Regions from separate parts of the Homo sapiens genome. Here region 2 is linked to region 1. A link is an interaction called in ENCODE POLR2A ChIA-PET data of the cell type or tissue named here. Cell type or tissue: HepG2. All regions are shown on one strand. Each heading gives the region's core, and the rest is flanking DNA. Links, peaks and the distances in the headings are about the cores only. Region 1 overlaps SLIT1 (slit guidance ligand 1). Region 2 overlaps LCOR (ligand dependent nuclear receptor corepressor).

Region 1 (4,388 bases), core at 389-4,388:
TAGGAACAGGCACCTCAGAGCCACACGCAGCAGCTGGCCACCACCAGGCCTGATGCCCCAGCTCCAATCACAGAGGAAGCAGCTTTTCCCTTTCTTCTGGGCAAGGAGCCTGGGCCCTCCAAGGTGGCAAAGGACCTTGGATCAGGGTTGCAGAGATGAAGGACAGAGGCCGCAGGCAAGAGGGAAGGCCATGGAGCTGCCCAGACCTCAGGGGTGGGTGCCCGGCATAGCCCGAGCTTTACTCAGCCCAGCTCTGCTCCCTCCCCTACCCCAGGGATGCCCGTGGATGTCAACTCAGCTGCCTTCCGCCTGTGGCAGATCCTCAACGGCACCGGCTTCCACGGTTGCATCCGAAACCTGTACATCAACAACGAGCTGCAGGACTTCACCAAGACGCAGATGAAGCCAGGCGTGGTGCCAGGCTGCGAACCCTGCCGCAAGCTCTACTGCCTGCATGGCATCTGCCAGCCCAATGCCACCCCAGGGCCCATGTGCCACTGCGAGGCTGGCTGGGTGGGCCTGCACTGTGACCAGCCCGCTGACGGCCCCTGCCATGGCCACAAGTGAGCCTGGGGCACTGGGGGAGCCCTTGCCCCTGCCTACCTGTTCCTTCCCCATGGGAAGGGCTGCCTCACAGTTTTCCAACCCATATTAGAACATGTAGCCTAAGCCAGGGTTTTATTACTTTTATCTGGCTTTCACTTTTTATTAATAGGACAAGGCCTATAGGGACACACACATAGTCGCATGCAACTCCCTTTGTTTCAGTTTTGGGAACAGATTAAAGACCTGTGAAGTCAGGGCTGGGTGGGGTGGGCTGTGTCAGGTGGGGCGGGCTGTGTCAGGTGGGGCTTGGCTGGGTTTGTCCTCACAGCGCCTTTTCTCTGTCTCCTCCAGGTGTGTCCATGGGCAATGCGTGCCCCTCGACGCTCTTTCCTACAGCTGCCAGTGCCAGGATGGGTACTCGGGGGCACTGTGCAACCAGGCCGGGGCCCTGGCAGAGCCCTGCAGAGGCCTGCAGTGCCTGCATGGCCACTGCCAGGCCTCAGGCACCAAGGGGGCACACTGTGTGTGTGACCCCGGCTTTTCGGGCGAGCTGTGTGAGCAAGGTCAGGGGCCCCCCTCCTGACGTGCCCTCCCCAGGGTCCCCCACAAATTGCTTTAGCAATTTGACTCTTCCTCCCAGTCTCGGCAGCCCTTCTGTCCCTTCCCAGCCCTGTACCATGGGCTACTATGGGGCTTTCAGAGTCCCTCCACCCTCTGGGCACTGCTCCCAATCTCTCCTGGCCCAGTTTGCCCTGCAGCTCCCTTATTCAGGGTATGCGCCTCTTCTGGCTGGGGTCTCTCCTTGCAGAAGAGACCACCCAGGGTAACAGCTCCTGGCCCAACCTCTGCCTCTTGGCCCCATCACCTCATGACCTGGGAGCGGCAGCAGGAAGTCCGAGGGTTGGGGACTCCTTCCCAGGCCCTCCCTGGCCTGCTTGACCAAGATGGCTTCTGCTGGAATCCGGACTGCTAAGGCTGGGCAGGGAGAAGCTGGAGAAACCCAGAACTCAGGCACCTTAAGGGTCCCCTAGGCTATCCCCTCCCCAGCATGAATCCTTTTCATAATGTTATTGCCCCCGGGGCCTCCAGCCTCTCTTGCACGCCTCTAGCAATGGGGACCCCCCCTCCCTCCAGCAGTTCAGTCTGTCCTGGAGGGCCCTGACGCTAGGACCAGACTGTAGGCCCTGGGAGGAAGCTTGTGCATGTCAGTGGGAGGCGGAAGTATGCTGGGGACAGAGGTGGGGTCTGAGAGCCAAAGGATCCACCCCACAGATGCTGCCCTCCTCCTCCTCTTCCTCCTGCCTCCCTGGAGGCAGCAGCTCACCCATGGGTGTGCCCTGAGGCTTTCTCTTGGTGTCTGTCCCATCCAGAGTCCGAGTGCCGGGGGGACCCTGTCCGGGACTTTCACCAGGTCCAGAGGGGCTATGCCATCTGCCAGACCACGCGCCCCCTGTCATGGGTGGAGTGCCGGGGCTCGTGCCCAGGCCAGGGCTGCTGCCAGGGCCTTCGGCTGAAGCGGAGGAAGTTCACCTTTGAGTGCAGCGATGGGACCTCTTTTGCCGAGGAGGTGGAAAAGCCCACCAAGTGTGGCTGTGCCCTCTGCGCATAGCGCTGGGCGTGGACAGGCCGGTGAGGGCGGGCAAGGGGCCCCAGCCGCTGCAGCAGCGGAGACAGTCGCCAGCAGCTGGGCTGGGGTGCAGGTCATCACAGGACGGCTCCTGGGCAGCTGGGCCCTCCTGGGTGGGGTGGTGCCAGAGCAGCCTTTTAAAAGCAAATTGCGCCATAGCTGGGGGCAGCGGGGGTGGGCGAGGCCTGAGCTGCGGGCTGCCCTCTCCGGAAGTGCCTTGCACAAATAGGCGCTTAATAAATATTTGTTGAGTGAATGTGTGCGTGAGGTCAGGCCAAGAAGTGCAGAACGATGACACCCCTCCTTACCTGCTATCTGAATCTGGAGAAGAAAAATGACAGCCTTCCAAACCAACCCTTCCCTTTGGCCTGTGGCCCAGGCTGGCTTGGAACTGGGTCTGTGGCCCCAGAAGCCTCTTACCCCTCTGCGGGCAACCATGAAGTACTGTCAGCCTCCCCGGGAAGCCAGCCTGGTTCATTCTGCTGCTACAGAATCTGCTGGTGGTAGGCCAGGCTCTGGAGCGGGGGTGCCGCCTCCTGCTGGCCAGGGAGGGTCGGACCCTTGCCCCCTGGGCTGACTGGCAGCTCTGCAGCCACGGCTTGGGAACGAGGCTGTGGGTGGAGGTGGTTCTTAGGACCAGGCCTCTGAATCCTAAAGTTCTAGCATGACTACTGTAGCTGCGAGGGCTTATGTGGAGGAAACAGTCACAGGGGCTGCTCAGGGTGGCAGACCCCACTAAAGAGGGCAGAGGGTTCTTTGCTCTAGATAAACAAACATCATCTGCCTCCAGACACTGGCCACAGTAGGAGTATTGGTCCTGGGCTTCCCCAGCCACCAGTCAGCCACAAGCTGTCGGTGACCTATTGGTAGAGGGACTGGGTGTGAGGGTCTGGGCCAGGGTGCTTGACCTGGGAGCAGCTGGTTCAGAGTCCTTCACACCGCAGGCCAGTAGGGAGCAGTGGAAGGGACAGTGCTCCAGGCATTGGGAAGTCCCTGCTGGCTCTATCACTCGGGGCAAACTTCTCCCCACCTGGGCCTTGGGTTCTTCAGCTATAAAATGGCCAGAGGTGGGGGGCGGGATGACTAAAGGAACAGTGCAGACTCCCCCACTGTGGTCTTGGGAGGCCAGAGGAGTTAGAAGACCTATCTATCTATCTATCTATCTACATTGATCACATCAAAAGTATTTATGTGCCTAACCCGGGGCTGGGGATTGTGGACGTTCTGGCCTAATGGACAGATGTGAACTCATCCCAGAGCATCGCAGGAATGACCAGGATGCCCGGGAAGAGTTGAGCTGAGTGGGGGCTCCAGCCACAGACAGCGGCCCAGGCCAGGGAGTTGCTGGCAACGAAGGAGCCAGTGGTGGAAGAAGAAGAGGCCCTGAATATACGATTGCCTGCCCACGTTGTCTTCTCTTCCATACACAGTGAAAATGTAGAAAGATGGTTTGTGAGGCCAAACTGTGAATGGGCTAAAGGGAGGCAAAGTTGCACTCTCCTTCCCCAGAGGGCTCACCAAGAGGGCACACCCCCGGGGGTTCTGGTGGGCAACGGGGGTGAGCATGTCCCTGCCCTGGCTCCCTCCATCTGTGACCAGGAGGCATGGCTGGGTGTATGTTCAGGTGAGGCTCAGAGTGGCATTGTGTCCCTGTCCCCTGCCCAGGGCAGTGAGGGGAGCCCTTGATGCTGATTAGAAGGCTAGAACTGGGGTAGAGGTGCCTGGCATGTCTCATGCCATGGGGACTCAATCTAGCAACTGTGAGTCCTGGGGTCCCTGTGATGGGAAGAGGGCAGTGCCCTGCCCAATGTGGCAGGTGTCCTCATGGCAGGATCTGCCCCTCACCAGGGGGCTGGGATCTACTTGCTTGGAGCTCTGAGCAAGGCCACAATGCCCGCCCCCACCCCCAAGTAGACTGCAGCCTGGGCCTCATGGGGCTTCTCCCAGGCCCACATGGCATCCCTCTCTGAGTTTCCAGGCCACCGTGGGACCCTGCAGAGCATCTGCACCGGGCTGGATAGGGCAGAAAAGCTCAAGGGCAGCTAGCTTGCCTCTTCCCTGGAAGAAAGGTGCTCTGGGACTCACCAACCCTGAGAAAGATAGCTTTCCTGGCCACCACCATTCCCCACCACCCTGGAGAAGCCAATTCCCAGGCTTGAAGGGCACTGGCTGGCAGGAGGCCTCTTCATTCTGCAGGAGGTGGAAAGGACACCTG
Region 2 (4,388 bases), core at 300-4,299, 140 kb after region 1:
TGCACTCTAGCCTGGGCAACAAGAGCAAAACTCCATCTCCAAAAGAAAGGGTTATTTGGCAATTTCTTATAAAATTAAACATACATCTATCTCCAACCTAGGACCCAGCAATTCCACTTCTAGGTATGTACCCAAGAGAAATGAATAATGGTCCACAAAAAGACTTGTACAAAAATGTTTATAGCAGCATTATTTATAACAGCCCCCAAACAACCGAAATGCTCATCAGCAAAAGAATGGATAAACGAACTGAGGTATAGCCGTACAAGGAAATACTATCCAGAAATAGAAAAGAATGAACTAATGTCCAGAATAGGCAAATGAATAGAGACAAAGTATACTAATAATTGCCTATGGCTGGGGTAAGGGAAGGAGACAGAATGAGGAGTGGCTATTCTAAAATTTGATCATGTAACGGGTGTACAACTCTGTGAATACAGTAAAAATGTAATTGAATTGTACAACGCTTTAAATGGGTGAAATATATGCTATATGAATATTTCAGTAAATCCGCTAAAAAAGGAATGAACTGTTAATAAATAGAGCACCACATACAAACATTAGGTTTAAGCAAAAGTCTGACAAAGAAAGAAACATACTGTGTAGTTCCTTTTATATGAACTCCAGATGCAGGCAAACTAATTTATAATGATAGGAATCAGTTACTGTGGCAGTAAGAGATTGGCCAGAAAAGGATATTAGCAAACCTTCAAGGAGGCTGGCAGTGCTCTATTTCTTTTTCCTTTTTTTTTTTTTTTTTTTGAGACAGAGTCTCGCTCTTGTTGCCCAGGCTGGAGTGTAATGGCGCGATCTCAGCTCACTGCAACCTCTGCCTCCTGGGTTCAAACAATTCTCCTGCCTCAACTTCCCAAGTGGCTAGGATTACAGGCACCTGCCACCACACCCGACTAATTTTTGTATTTTTAATAGAGACAGGGTTCCCCATGTTGGCCAGGCTGGTCTCGAACTCCTGACCTCAGGTGATCCGCCCACCTCAGCCTCCCAAAGTGCTGGGATTACAGGCGTGAGCCACCGCGCCTGGCTCAGAAGTGTTCTATTTCTTGTTTTGGGTGATGGCCATAGGGGTGTATACAACTGTCATAACTACTGTACATTTTAATTGCATCTCAATTAAACACGATAAAAAAATCACTCCTATTTGATTTTGGAAAGAGAGAGATAGAAACTGACAGAATGTCTGCCTAAGAATGCCTTCATGCTTCTCCAATGGGAGCAACTGTACAGCTATGGATTTACAGAAATATCTAGTGCCTAGGTATAATTGTATCTTTTCTTCCCATAAAATTTTAACAATATACTCATCCAGTGCCCCCTTCCAATTTTCAGTTTCCCTAATTTTTTTTAAAACAGCCTAACAGTCCACAGTCAAAACTGAACCTCATAAAGGCATGTTTAAGTACATCAAATGGTGAGACGAAAATATAAATTTTTATATAAACCAGAATGAGTCTTAAGAGGGAAATTAAGATCTAACTTTGCTTTTTCTGTCTTCTGAAAATATACGTTGATATCCTATAGTCCTTTCTACCAACCACATTTCCCCTACCTCCTTCCCATAGTTAATTAACACCTACTAATCTCTCGTCTCTCAAATTAAATTTTCTTTTCTCAGAAATTCTTCTGAGTTTCTATTACTCCAATCCACCCCCACAACTCACACACAATTATAGTCTTGAGCTGCTTAACAACAAGGATATGGTCTGAGAAATATGCCAATAGGTGTGTTGTTGTGTGAACATCATAGGGTGTACTTACACAAACCTAGATGGTATACCCTACTACACACCTAGGCTATTGCTAGCAAGCTACAAACCTATAGCATGTCACTGTACTGAATGCTGTCGGCAATGGTAACACAATGGTAAGTATGTGTATATCTAAACATACCTAAACACAGAAAAGGTATAGTAAAAATACAGTATTATAATCTTACAAGATTACTGTCATATATGTGGTCTGTTGTTGACTGAAACATTGTTATGAGGTGCATGACCATACATACATGCAGAGAACAACGTCTCTTTTCAGAGCTTTTATCTGGTTCCTTGTGTAACTGATGTCCCTGTTTTTCCCATTATATTCTAAGTGCCATGCGAGCAGGAACAGAGTCTGCTTTGCACATCACCATATCCCCATATAGTGCTTGGTAGCTAGTAAAGATGTTCACAGAACATTTGGCTCAGTGAATAAAAATACAATCCAACCACACCATCTAAACAAAGACTGTCCCCAAAGCAAATAAGGATTTTTCCTTGTTTGAAAAATCAACTGAAAGTCAATACACCTTTATTTGACAGAGAACATTTTGGATTACCATCTATGAGTCATTACTTGAGTATCTACTTCCTTTTCAACTTGGCTCTCAGAATGTTGGACTGTCCTCTGTGTCATTATTTCCTATCCTCATTCTTCTACCTATTGGTCCCTTCTTAGTTGGGCACATTTATTCTTATAACCTTTAATCTCTGTTGTGTATTTTATGATGTGCTTCCGGAGTTTCTAAGATATTGGACCTTAAGAAATTAGGCGATAAGGTTCATAAACTACTGCCAAGTTAATATTTAATGGCATCATTAGCTGTAGAAACATAACTGCTCAGGGACAGGTGTTTCACATCAGAATGTAAACATACAAAGTGACATTCCTACCAACAAGCTCAGAACAGTTCCTCCAACATTCAGTAAACATAATGCTAACTGATACAGAAAGAATAAAGTGCCAAAAACAAAAGACAAAATAGGCAGGTTAGAGACAAAAGATAGCATCATGAAAGAAGGCAACTAGCATTCTGTAGAACATACTAAATCAAACCAAAAATATCAACTTAAACTTACTAGAGAAAAAGTATTTTAGCAAACGCCTAAGGTAAATACAAGACCAAGCCTTTGGGCAAAATTTGAGCAACTTTTCTAAACTCCTTTAAAGCAGTTTAAAGACTGCACAACACCAGTCTATGCTTTCTTGAAAAAGGTCAACCTCAGAAAAACCTGATCATGCTATCCCAATCCACACACTTCACGTTTCCACAGCACTAACAATGCAATCAAACTTTTAGAATCAATTCCCAGAAAATGAATTCTGAATGTGAAAAAATCAGAAAATTCACAAGATGGACCAGGCATGGTAGCTCACACCTGTAATCCCAGCACTTTGGGAGGCCGAGGTGGGTAGATCACTTGAGGTCAGGAGTTCGAGACCAGGCTGGCCAACATGGTGAAACCCCGTCTCTACTAAAACTACAAAAATTAGCCAAGTGTGGTGGTGCATGCCTGTAATCCCAGCTACTCAGGAGGCTGAGGCAGGAGAATCACTTGAAACAAGGAGGCGGAGGTTGCAGTGAGCTGAGAGCACACCACTGCACTCCAGCCTGAGCAACAGAGTGAGACTCCATCACAAAAAAAAAAAAAAACAGAAAAAGAAAACATATTACTTCGGCTGGGCATGGTGGCTTACATCTCTAATCCCAGCACTCTGGGAGGCTGAGGTGGGCAGATCACTTGAGGTCAGGAGTATGAGACCAGCCTGGCCAACATGGTGAAACCCCATCTCTCCTAAAAATACAAAAATTAGCCGGGCATGTGGTGGTGGGTGCCTGTAATCCCAGCTACCTGGGAGGCTGAGGCAGGAGAATTGCTTGAACCCAGGAGGCAGAGGTTGCAGTGAGCTGAGATCATGCCACTACACTCCAGCCTGGGCCACAAGGGCAAAACTCTGTTTCAAAAAAAAAAAAAAGAAAAGAAAAGAAAGAAAACATATTACTAAACTTTAAAAAAGATACTTGTGATATTCTGAAATACATATTTGGTCTTGGACCCTCTTTAACTCCTAAAATCCTTAGAGACTACAAAGTGTTGTCTTTTTGTACACCAATGAGTTGACGGGGGCTGGCAATTCCTAGGTAGCTTGAGGATAGGAGCTGGCCACCAGGAAGACCAAGACAGGATTAGAGGGTTGAGACTTGCAACCCACCTTCCAAACTCTGGAGAAGGGAAAAGGGCTGAAGGTTAAGTTGATCACCAATGGCCAATAGTTTACCAATCATGCCTACGTGGCTGGACTTGGTGATGCATGCCTGTAATCCCAGCACTTTGGGAGGCTGAGGCGGGCGGATCACCTGAGGTCAGGAGTTTGAGACCAGCCTGGGTAATATGGTGAAACCCCATCTCTTCAAAAAATAGAAAAATTGGCCGAGGATGGTGGTGCATACCTATAGTCCCAGCTACAAAGGAGGCTGAGGTGGGAGGACTGCTTCAGATCGAGGCTGCAGTGAGCCAAGGTTATGCCACAGCACTCCAGCCTGGGCAACAAAGTGAGACGCTATCTCAAAAACAAAGAAAAGAAAAAAAAATCATGTCTATGTAACGAAG

Evidence for each region. ChIA-PET counts read pairs that join two places held together with the same protein. Peaks named below come from ENCODE experiments on the same cell type or tissue, not always from the same donor. Only the 100,000 strongest peaks of a DNase experiment are listed, where the experiment ranks them.
Region 2: POLR2A ChIA-PET joins it to region 1 with 7 read pairs; 3 of 35 experiments call an interaction of 5 or more read pairs at or near these places.

The regions. Positions count from the first base shown.
Region 1 is chr10:96,998,879-97,003,266 of GRCh38, reverse strand. It overlaps SLIT1 (slit guidance ligand 1), which reads left to right. Exons shown (of 37, transcript NM_003061.3): 35 at 275-563; 36 at 898-1,109; 37 at 1,917-4,388. The coding sequence ends at 2,155. Among named protein-coding and RNA genes, the nearest start is that of SLIT1-AS1, 100 kb to the left of the region's middle. RefSeq lists an enhancer at 634-1,322. In HepG2, for the core only: CTCF peaks have their summits at 2,711 (motif pointing left) and 3,127 (motif pointing right); a DNase peak (open chromatin) is centred at 2,406; H3K4me3 peaks cover 647 bases.
Region 2 is chr10:96,862,249-96,866,636 of GRCh38, reverse strand. All of the region lies in intron 2 of LCOR (ligand dependent nuclear receptor corepressor), which reads right to left. Among named protein-coding and RNA genes, the nearest start is that of LCOR, 32 kb to the right of the region's middle. In HepG2, for the core only: no CTCF peak of the experiment used is centred there; a DNase peak (open chromatin) is centred at 2,416.